Linked DNA regions of Mus musculus: region 2 is linked to region 1. Evidence: chromatin loops called from intact Hi-C (ENCODE). Cell type or tissue: left cerebral cortex. All regions are shown on one strand. Each heading gives the region's core, and the rest is flanking DNA. Links, peaks and the distances in the headings are about the cores only. Region 1 overlaps Gm42072 (a long non-coding RNA gene). Region 2 overlaps Wwc1 (WW, C2 and coiled-coil domain containing 1).

What was found. Peaks named below come from ENCODE experiments on the same cell type or tissue, not always from the same donor. Only the 100,000 strongest peaks of a DNase experiment are listed, where the experiment ranks them.
Region 2: it touches region 1 in a loop (3-fold over the local background); 12 of 42 quality-filtered maps call a loop at or near these places.

Annotation. Positions count from the first base shown.
Region 1 is chr11:35,999,362-36,004,732 of GRCm38, forward strand. All of the region lies in intron 1 of Gm42072 (a long non-coding RNA gene), which reads left to right. Among named protein-coding and RNA genes, the nearest start is that of Gm42072, 4.2 kb to the left of the region's middle. In left cerebral cortex, for the core only: CTCF peaks have their summits at 2,143 (motif pointing left) and 3,739 (motif pointing right); DNase peaks (open chromatin) are centred at 342, 734, 905, 1,508 and 4 more places; H3K4me3 peaks cover 268 bases.
Region 2 is chr11:35,856,894-35,862,264 of GRCm38, forward strand. It overlaps Wwc1 (WW, C2 and coiled-coil domain containing 1), which reads right to left. Exons shown (of 23, transcript NM_170779.2): 16 at 4,916-5,056; 17 at 3,203-3,294. Among named protein-coding and RNA genes, the nearest start is that of Rars, 25 kb to the left of the region's middle. In left cerebral cortex, for the core only: no CTCF peak of the experiment used is centred there; DNase peaks (open chromatin) are centred at 682 and 3,275; H3K27ac peaks cover 402 bases.

The sequences.
Region 1 (5,371 bases), core at 87-5,086:
TGCTGCTCTCTCTTTCTCCCCCATATCTGTATCTGTATCTGTATCTGTGTCTGCGTCTGCGTCTGCGTCTGTATATATGCATACACATATGCTCATATGGGTATATGATGTATATGTAAATGCAAATGTATAGTGTGTTAGAAACATCAAATCTCTTGTAAGTCACATGCTAGCCTTCCAGAAATGAAAAGCCACCTGACCCCAAGTGTCGCTATCTCAGAGCTTAAAAAAAGATTGCTCTAGAATACAGGATGGTCCAATGAGCAGAGCCTCACTGACAGTTGCCCACAGAGACAGGTCAGCATGCCTCCCAAAAGTGTGAAGGAGAGCCAGATTCAGAAGAAAAGAATGGAGGACTTCCTGTCACACCAAGATGACACGGACCTGTCCAGGGGACAAGCTCCTCTGGCTAGTGTTGAGTGTAGACTTCCTGCCTTCCCTTCCCAGAGGACAGGGAGAAAGGGCGTGCTAAGGGCATGTGGGTTGAGGTTTGCTGGGAAGCTTTGCCGGCTGCCTTTTGGGCTATTCCAGTTTGCTGCAGCTTATGCTTGCAAAGCCTCTCCTTTTCACTCTATGCCCAGCGAGGCTGAGCCAGGGTCCTGCCTTTTTTTCATAGCTCCTCCACTATCGTGTAGCCAGGTGACAGTGCCCCCGCTCCTGAATGGCTGGTTTGTGTCTCCATCCCTACTCCCCCAGCGCCCACCTCCTTTTCTTGAGCACCCAAATGTGTCCAGCCCTACCGGGACAGAAAGGACCAGGAGTGAGTCTGCAGCCCCTGTGTGTTACCTAGGCAGTGATCCTCCTGGGAGTCCTCCCATTTCTCACCAATTGCAACCAGACAATTAAAGGTCTTCCTAGCAACAGAGGGAGGAGCAGGGTCTCTCTGCTGTTGCCATGGTTGCTGGTAAGGATGCAGACTTGGGATGAAGCAATACGTGGAGGAAACCTCTCTGGGAGAAAAAGGCCACATGAGTGTTGGAGTCAAGATGGCACCTTGTGGACTTCCTTTCAGCCCTAGAACCTCCCATGCCTGAAATCAGCCATGCTCGTGCCTTCCTAGTGTTCCTTTAAATTCAGGTTCCGTCACTGATGAGCACAAATCTCTTGGTTAATACCGTGATACCCTTTGGGGTCTGTTTCTAGCCTTCATCCTCTCTTAAAATTTTTTTTACAACAGGAATTTGTCTAATTCCTGTCATTTGTAAACACAACAGATTTCATCAGGCCAAGGGCTCTCACCTCAGGATAAAAACAGCTTTTGTGGGAGATAAGGCCGAGATAAGGGCTTCTGGAGGGAGTGGCCAACCCTGCAGGTCAGAGATAGTTACCAATAGCAGGAGACAGATCCGGCTATGGAGGGGTGGGCTCTGCCTGTGGGGTTTACTCTGTTAGTGGCCTCTCTAGGCCAGTTTCCTCATCTGCCCCCCAGTGTGTGGGAGGTTCAAATGAGGTCAGCTAATTTGAATGACAGGGTCTGTGAATGCATGAGGTCATTTTTACATCCCCCTGGGATTGGGCTCAGAGGGAGAAGAGGCAGAGGAGGGAAGGGGAGAGAGGTTGGAGGTAACGCCTCACTAAATCTAAGGTGGGTGGAGAGCCAGCGATCTTTTTAAGAAGGCTGAAAATAGCTTGCTACAAAGCACTAGCCAGCGGCTTCCTTGTACAAGTTTTTTTTTTTTTTTTTTTTTTTAAACCGCAGGGTGCTAGGGTGAGGTGTTCTTATCTCCACTTCTTAGAGAAGAAGTTGGGGAAAGTGCTCAGACTTAGCTGGAGAGGGGGGTGCAACTGGAATTTCAACCGAAGCTTCCTCTTCATACTTTCTCACACATAGCCCAGGTTGGCTTTGAATTCCCTGTCTGTTGCTCCTTCACCTCTAAGTGCCGAGACTACCGCAATGCTTTTATATTTATTTTAGGAACGAGAAAAAGTGAGGTCACGACTAGGGATGCGAAGGACGTTTGGGAATGTACCCGGCTGGTGCTTGAGAAGCGGCAAGGAGAATCGGTCGGTCTGTTTCCTGGCTGCTATGCAACCGGGCTTCTCCCTATCCAGAGTCTTGTAGCTCACCCCTGAGTTGGAAAGCCTCTCTCGGCAAACAGAGAGCCTAGCAAGATTTAGCGGGAAAGTCTGCCATCTGGTGGCCAAAGGGAGGAGCTCACGGCTTGGGAAAGCGCGGCGTTGGAGAATAGATGTAGACAGCATTTGAAGTGGCGAGGGCTGCGGGAACAGAACAAGGCTGCCTAGCTGTCTCAGCATTCAATGTGGGGCCTGGGTGTGCGCAGGACGGAGCAGAACAGTCCTTATTAATAGTCCCCCACCTCGTCCGCCTCCTGAATAGTGAGTGTCCTTTCCTCTAGGGGCTGGAGAAGGTGAAGGACCCAGAGCAAGGTCTTAGCAGATTTCCTGCTTTTTAGTTCAACTCTTTGGACACTGTCACCAACTCCTAGCTCAGCTCCTAGCCCGAGTCTCACGCCTGTTCCTTCCGCCCGCGGAGTGAGGAGGAATTTATCTGCGTCCCGCCCCTCCGGTTTTTAATTCTGTCCCTCATGCTGCTGGCAAGTGAAGATGCCCAGGGGCTCTACACCTGGCTTCTAATTTAGAGAAATCCTGACTAAATGGGCCTAGGGGCTTCTGTCAAAGGCTCCCAGATGATTCCTGCATCTCGTTCCCTGGTGCTGAGGTGAAACCCAGGGCCTTTGTGCTTGCCGGGCAAACTTCTATTCCTGCGCTACATCTCCCTCATGTGATGTCACAGCTAGCCCCTCTGTAGCCTTCCTACCTTCAGGCGATCTACTTGTACTCTCTCCATTTGTGAGGACTCTGACTCATTTTAGCATCATCTCATTTCCTGGCCTTGTCGGCTGGTGTCTAGATTAGATGTCCATGGAGACAACAGGGTCTTCTCAGGGCTTCTTGCTCTAGTCTGTCAACTTTCCCACCAGCTCTGACCCCACTGTATCCCACGACTGTCTTGGGAGTTCGTCTCACCCCTGACGGAGCGCTTTCTGGGCAAGTTTTATTCATCTTTGCATCGTCCACTTCTGACAGTGCCGGGGACGAGCCGTGCCTGGTGACTCGGGATGTCGATAAATGGATAAATGCTCGAGCTGATTCCGCCTAGTCGGACAGGCAGACTTCAAGTTGCTGAGACCCTCGACCTTCTAAATGTCACTCTTTCTGACAATCCCTTAAGGCCGTGAACACGGGTCAGATGCTGAAAGCACTTGCTGCAGCTGCCTGGACCTGGGAGGGTGGGAGGGGAGGGGCTCTTGACAAGGTGACACACAATGTGCGGGGGGTGTGTGTGTGTGTGTGTGTGTGGGGGGGGGTGAAGTCCCAATCCCCTAATCCTGCCTAGCTGCTGCATGAGAGCTCCCCTCCCCACTCTTCAAAAAAACCAAACCAAACCAAACCAAACCAAACAAAAACAAAAAAACCCAAACCTGTGCTTGGAACAAATATGATAAAAAAAAAACCCAAACAACAAGTAATATTAAGTGTTTACCGCGTTTCATTTAACCCTCAGGTGGCTCACCCCTGAAGCAGTAACACTACTAAGTGAAATGGGCTTTTTTTGATGGGGTGTTAATTTGTATTGAGTTGTCTCTTTAAGCAGCTAATACTTTTTATCTAATTGGTACCTGTAACTTTTTCTGGTTTCTACAGTTTAAAATATTAATTTGGTGTTTTGCCTGCCTATATGCGTGTGGACCATATGTGTTCAGTATCCGAAGAGGCCAGAAGAGGGCATTGTATCCCTTGGGATTAGAAATATTGCTCTGTGGATACTAGGAATTGAACCAGGGTTCCCTGGAAGAGTAGCCGAGTTCTGTAACCACTGGACCATCTCTCTCCAGTCCTCCCTCCCTCACACTAATTTTTTTTTTTTAAAGACAGTCTCACCACGTCTCCCTGGATGGCCTGGAACTTGGTTATAGACCAGGTTGACCTTGAACTCAAAGAGATTTGCCTGTCTCTGCTTCCAGAATGCCAGGTCTAAAGGTGATCACTACCACTTGGCCACTTTCCACACTTTTTGTCCCCTTTTGGAATTCTGAGGATGGAACCCAGGGTCTAGCATAGGTTAGTTAGGCAGGTGCTGTACACCACTGAGCCACATCTCCAGCCTCATTTCTACATTTAGTGGGCAGTTATCAGAACTGGTCCCCAGGCATGCTGATGTCACAGTGTCTATCCTTAGAGAACCATTGGGCTCCAGGACCCTCCATCAATCATTGTCCTAGCTTGAGGAGAGGTAAGGGACTTTTCAGCCAGCCAGGCTTGCTTCTGTCCTCCTAGGATGTACCTCTGTGGTTTACAATGTGGGGCTGGATCCTCAGGGATATATCAGAAAACTAAGGGATATTTCAAAGATGGTGGACCCTAAAGAGAATATGTTCTCTAGCCTGTGAAAATCTTCTGAGGCTACAGGGGCAGAGAAGTCTTGGACTGAGTCCCCATGGTCTGGGGCAACTCCCTGTACCACTTTGCAGGTGCATCTACCTGGTGAGACATCTTCCTCTTTTGTTTCGCAGCTCCAGGTTCCACAGCCCACAGCTACCTCTACCCACTCCTTCTGAGGATGATAACCCCACCCAGTACATCAGAGAGATGCTTCTGGGGCCACGTTCCTTTCTGGGCAACTCCTGAGGCCTGGTTTAAGTGAGGCTAACCACGCCTCCCTTTCTGCTCATAGAGGCCACTTGGAAACTGACTGGATGACCAGGAAGACAGAGCATTGGAGATCTCAGGAGGGCCTCTGGGCAAAGCACCAATTAGCCAGATATCTAGAAGAAGTTATGGACACGGGGTCTTTGAGTCTGATACCTCCACCTTCCAGATGAGTGCTGTTCATTAAGCGGTTCCCACCTGCATGGTGAATGACATGGGAGAGTCGTCTGAAACTCCCGATGCTCAGCTTACCTCCGGATCCTCCTCTGGGGTGCTGATACCTCTCTATCTTAGATTCAAGGCTCCCTCAGCCTCCTCTTCATCTCACTTATGAGACTGTTTCAGCTGCCTCACTACCTGTTCTGCATACCACAGTACAACACTTATGACACTGAAATGAATGACTCCCCTTTGCTACCATTTAAAAGAATCCAGGCCAAATAAATGGGACAGACAGACAGACAGATAGATAAGCAGATAGAAAGACAGGTAGAGAAGGCAGATAGACAGACAGACAGATAAACAGATAGGCAGATAGATAGATAGGCAGACAGACAGACAGGCAGACAGACAGATAGATAAACAGATGGACCGACAGACAAATAGACAGGCAGACTGGCAGATAGACAGATAGATTAAGCAGACAGGCAGTCAGGCAGATAGACCGATAGCCAGGCAGACAGACAGCTAGATAAGCAGA
Region 2 (5,371 bases), core at 231-5,230, 140 kb before region 1:
CTGATCTTGTGCCAGGGTGTGGGGAGAGGGGACCTGGGCTGATTCTGGCATCAGACCTTAGGTTGGGTGACTGTCAGCATAGGGGTTGCCAGGGATAGAAAGAGTGAGAGGGACACTGTGACCAACCCAGAAACAAAAGAATACAAGATTCCAGTGGCCTGGTATGCTCTTCATCACAGGGAGAGATGGCAAAAGAGTGTGTATGTCAGCAACTCTCACCAGTGGGCCCAGTCCAGCCTGCTGCTTTCTCTCCTGGGCAGTTGAAGCTGTGAATTGCTTTTATAGTTATTTTTAGGTGATGCCAGCGTTTCAGAGTATCCCAGGCTAGCCTTGAACTCATTATGTGGCCAAGGATAACCTTGAAATTTGATCCCCCTTCCTTCACCTCCAGAGCGCATGCACTGGAATTACAGGCTATGTGGCATCGCACCGAGTTCATGGAGTGCTGGGGAATTGAACCCAGGACTTTGTGCATGCTAGGCAAGTATCTATCAACTCACCCACACTCCCCAGCCCATTTTTAAAGCACCTCAATAGAAAGGGCAACGATTATTGAGGCATGAACAAGTACTAAGAAATGTCAGCTCCAGCATCCATAGATGGGACTGTTGATAGAACACAGGCTTGGCTGCTAGTTACTCATGGTCCTTTCATACGCTGCTTTCATACGGTAGAGGTAACTTGAGAGACATAGCGGAAGCTGTGTAGCCACAGCAGATGGTATTTACCATCTGGTCCTGTCCCGGAAACATACGGTGGCCCCTGGAGTTAAAGATTGTAGGGGGAGGCTCCTTCCAAGATCAATTACAGAATTCAGGACTCCAACAATGATAACACAGAAAAGAGGTACTGAGTGTGTCTTCTAGGTGTTGACTGCACTAGAACGTCTGCTCAGCCCCTGTTCATTGCAGCCAAGGTATCCACTAGCAAGCATGGTCTGTGTACACTGAACGCTAGTCAGCCATGATAGCTGACACGTGACCGGTGACAACAGATAAGGACCTGGAGGACCTTAGGCTAAGGGAAAGAAGCCAGGTGCAGAAAGACAAACGCTGCCCCTATCTTTTATGTATGGAATCAAAAAAGTTGACCTCACAGATAAGGAGGGAGAATGGTAGTTGCAAGAGAAGAGAGGTGACATGGTGAGCACCACGTGACTCAGACAGGAAAGTTCTGCCATGCAATTGCACTGTCTGGCTGTGTATAAGAATGATTAAAAGAAACTGGGCATAGTGTAGGCAGGGGTTAGAGGATTATCCAGAAATCTGGTCTGCAGAGTGACTGCCAGGCTAACCAGGGCTCCATAGTCAGGTGCTATCTCAAAAACAGAATAAAAGCTGGAAGAACAAAGTGACCATGACATACTGCAGCTACTAAATTATGAAGCTGTCTCCTGCATGTGTACAATAATTACTTGCCGATTACTTGTGTGTGGGGGTGTTCAAGACAGGGTTTCTCTGTGTAGACCAAGCTGGCCTCAAACTCAGAGATCCGCCTGCCTCTGCCTCCCAAGTGCTGGAATTAAAGGTGTGTGTCACTATCACCCTACTACATGTAGATTTTTAAAAGTATACCTGGATGTGGTGGCACATGCCTTTAATTCCAGCAGTGGGGAGGCTGAAGCAGGTGGCTCTCAGGGCGGGGTTTGGGGTGGGTGGGGGGTGGAGTTCAAGGCCAGTTTGGTATATAGACATAGTGAGTTCCAGGACAGCAGGGACTTTAAAGTGAGACCCTGTCTCAAATGACAACAGACAAATAAAAAACCCTTTACAAAGTCAGCACTGAGACCCTAGCAGAGGTCTTGGCTGCTGCTGCGTGTGGTGCCATCTTGCTGTCCTTGTGAAAGAGTTCGGCAGCATTGAGCCTCATGGTATGGAACACTGTATCACACAGTGGGGCCCGTCTTCTCTATGGAGTAGGTCTTCAGCAAAGCTCGATGCCCCCCGCCCCCAACCCCTGCTTTTCTTTTTAAATATAAGGAGGGGCCAAGCCTTGAAGCTGTTGGTTTTCTCCAGCTCCCCTCTGAGGTGGAGCTAGCTCCTCTGCCTCCGATCCATTCCTGCCTCTTTGCTTCAGTGGCAGAGACTTGATTTTCACATCTAAGCAACAGTGATCATTTCTCCATCTCCCTCACAGTGGAGTGGACAAGGGGAGCCAAGGAGAAACACGTGGAAGGTGCTCTATGTGCCTTGCAGAAGAACTGGGCTGTGAGATACACAAGCATATCCATCTTTAATCTTTCCTGGTGGATGACTGCCTCATGGCAGGGCATACAACGGTCATCTTGTCCTTATAAAGCAGCTTCAATAATGAGGTCTCATGGTGAAGACAGCAAGCATGGGCAGTGGCTGTGGGGTGGGGTGGGGAGGACAAAGCCTGGGTTCCCAGCATCATTGAGGACTGGAAGATTAAATTATTTCCTCCTATTCTTAAGTAACAAAGAAACTCCAACAACTTCCCCCTCTTCCTCTCCTTCTGGCGGTGGGAATTGAACAGAGGTGTGGGGAGTATTCTGCCAGTGAGCTTCATTCCCAACCCAGAATCTTCCCTTTTCTCTTATTCCTTCCATCTATTCCTAGCAAGCAAGTACAATTCTTACTGCACAATTTACGGCAAATGATTTAAATTTAAAATCTATAGTAGAGCTTACATTTTTCTTTTTTTTTCTTTTTTTTTTTAAGATTTATTTATTTATTATATGTAAGTACACTGTAGCTGTCTTCAGACATTCCAGAAGAGGGAGTCAGATCTTATTACAGATGGTTGTGAGCCACCATGTGGTTGCTGGGATTTGAACTCTGGACCTTCGAAAGAGCAGTCGGGTGCTCTTACCCACTGAGCCATCTCACCAGCCCCCATTTTTCTTTTTTGTGTGTCATCTAGATTGGCCTTGAACTCACAGCAATCTTTCTGTATACGTCTCTCAAGTGCTGGGATTGCAGATGTGAGCCTCTGTGACTGTTTTTGCTTTTTGTTTTTGTCGGCTTTAAGCACAAATAAATGTCGGCATACCAAAACAAACAAAAACATCAGGAGGGAGCAAGGCACAGGGGACTCACGGAACACAAACCGGGGAAGGGTTTTAGGTGCCACTGTGCTAAGCTAGCGACTGCAAGCGCAGGTCTTTGATGCTCTCAGGGGAACCTGCCCATGACCTACATGTGGGACCTCTGTGTCTAGCCCCAGGGGATGTGCCACTTACCAGCTGCCCTCCAGCGTCTGGGAGCTGCTTCTTCCCTCCTGCCTCTTCTCTAGCTCCACGGCTGTCTGTTCTAGCAAGGCAGACACAGCGTCCTACAGAGACAGAGTCCGCCAGGTCGGCAGGGATCCTGGGTGCTACCATACCTACCAGGCATCCCAGCCAAGTCACCCTCCTAGAGAACACAGGGAGCATCCCAAAGGCTGGTGCAGCCAAACATCTGGCCTCTGGTCACTCAGCACAGGAAGTATTGTTTTGGTCTCATCAGGCAGTCCGCAGAGCATCTCTCTCTCTCTCTGTGGACCTACCTGGCAGAGTTAGTTTAACAGTGAGAGGACAGCATTATAGATGTGACTGGAGGAGATCAGAGAGTTGTCAGTCAGAGACTTCATGTCACACGAAACATCAAGGACATACGGATCAAGGGAGAGGCAAGCACTGTGTATCTGGTAACAGAGACACAATGGCAAGGGTGTGGGGTGTGGGTGGGGGTAGGGGTAGGGGTGGAGGCTGCACACATAGAGGACGTCCAGAAGGAACTGAGTGGGGTCATTATAAGACTGTGACCTAAGAGAATGACTGAATCTCTCTGACCCACAATTTCTTCCAATCAGCACTAGGAAAGGTCATTGTGAAGATAAATTGTGATGATCTACACAGACCGGGAGCCTGGTAGACAGCATTCAGTAGACAGCAGCTGACATCCAAGCAAAGCCAGAAGGTGCAGCTTTCCCATCGCATCTGCCATCAGCCTCAGCTCTTTGGCCCCCCCCCCCCCCCAACCCCAGCCTGAAACTACTGACAAGTTTTTCCAGGAAGGGAAGAAAGATCCAAAATTAACCAAGGACCAAGATAGGTGGTTTGCTCATACAGAGCAGCTTACTGGACCACACGGCCACCATGGTTTGCAGAAGGAAGCCATGAGTTACAGGCAGCTTATCGGATGCTTGTCTCTTTTGGTTTTGGTTTAGAAACGGGGTCTCTTTGCGTAGCCCTGATTGCCCTAGAACTTGCTTTGTAGACCAGGCTGGCCTCAAACTCCCAGTGATCCTTCTGTTTCTGCCTCTTTCATTACAGGCGCATACTTTCAAATCAAAGCAAAGAAAACATTTTTCAAGTGACTCAAAACGGGCCAGGTGCCATTTACAACTTGCAACAAGGGCTCACTGTATCCATTTCTTCAAAGTTTCCCCAAAATCTTATCAAGCCCCTTACTAGACATGAAAAAAGGTGGGGGGGGGGGGGAGCTCAGAGGCTGAGAGGTGTGACATGTCCCGCCCATCTGTCATCTAGCCCCAAAGGGCCAACTTTTCCTAATTCAGGTTCTCAAGAAAGTTCTATGTTCTATCCCTAGCTTTCTCCTTCCTTCTGCACTTCTTAGATTCAGGTTCTCATGTGTGTTCGGTTGGCTCCATCTCCTGAAACACTCATATATCTTATATTACCCTCTCTACACCACTTTGTAAATACTTCAAGGATTTTTTTATAATATAATATATAATATAAGGTACGATAGAATATAGAAAGAAAGCTATTAGGGAGCTGGGTCATGACCTCTATGGAAGACCATTCTTGGCCCTCTCTTCCCGCCTGTTTCCGTTTCCCCTTACTCTGGGCTCCCCTCCTCCCACACTGTAAGCTTGGTTCCAGTCCATGGGATGCAGCAGGGGTGGGGGTGAGAATGTTGCCCGCAATCAGTTCACTTAGCGCACTTACCACATGGTCTGGCCCTGGAGCTTCTGTTGGCTGGGGCTCCCTGCACTGCTTCTTCAAGTATTTGTAGCTCAGGAGATTGTACCAGCGCGTTGACCTCTCCCCAGACCGGCAGACCTCGGCCAGGCTGATCTGGGCACCTCCCTGTTTGGGGCAAATAAGGTCTCCGTGAGATAGAGGAGGAACTTCCTAATGGGGGTCTCACTATGTTGCCCAGGTTGGTGAGCTTAAGCCACTCAAGGAGTTGGGACTAGGTGCACGTCACCTCACCTATTTATACATCCCATCCCCTTCCCTTTTAAAGATAAATTTGCAATATAACCCAGGCTGGCTTTGAATTCACTACATCACCCACTCACATCCTGAATGCAGCCTCCCGAGTGCTAATTTTACAGCCATTATACCACCATGTTCAGCGTCTATGAATACACATATCTAAGTGTCTTCTGACACGGGTCT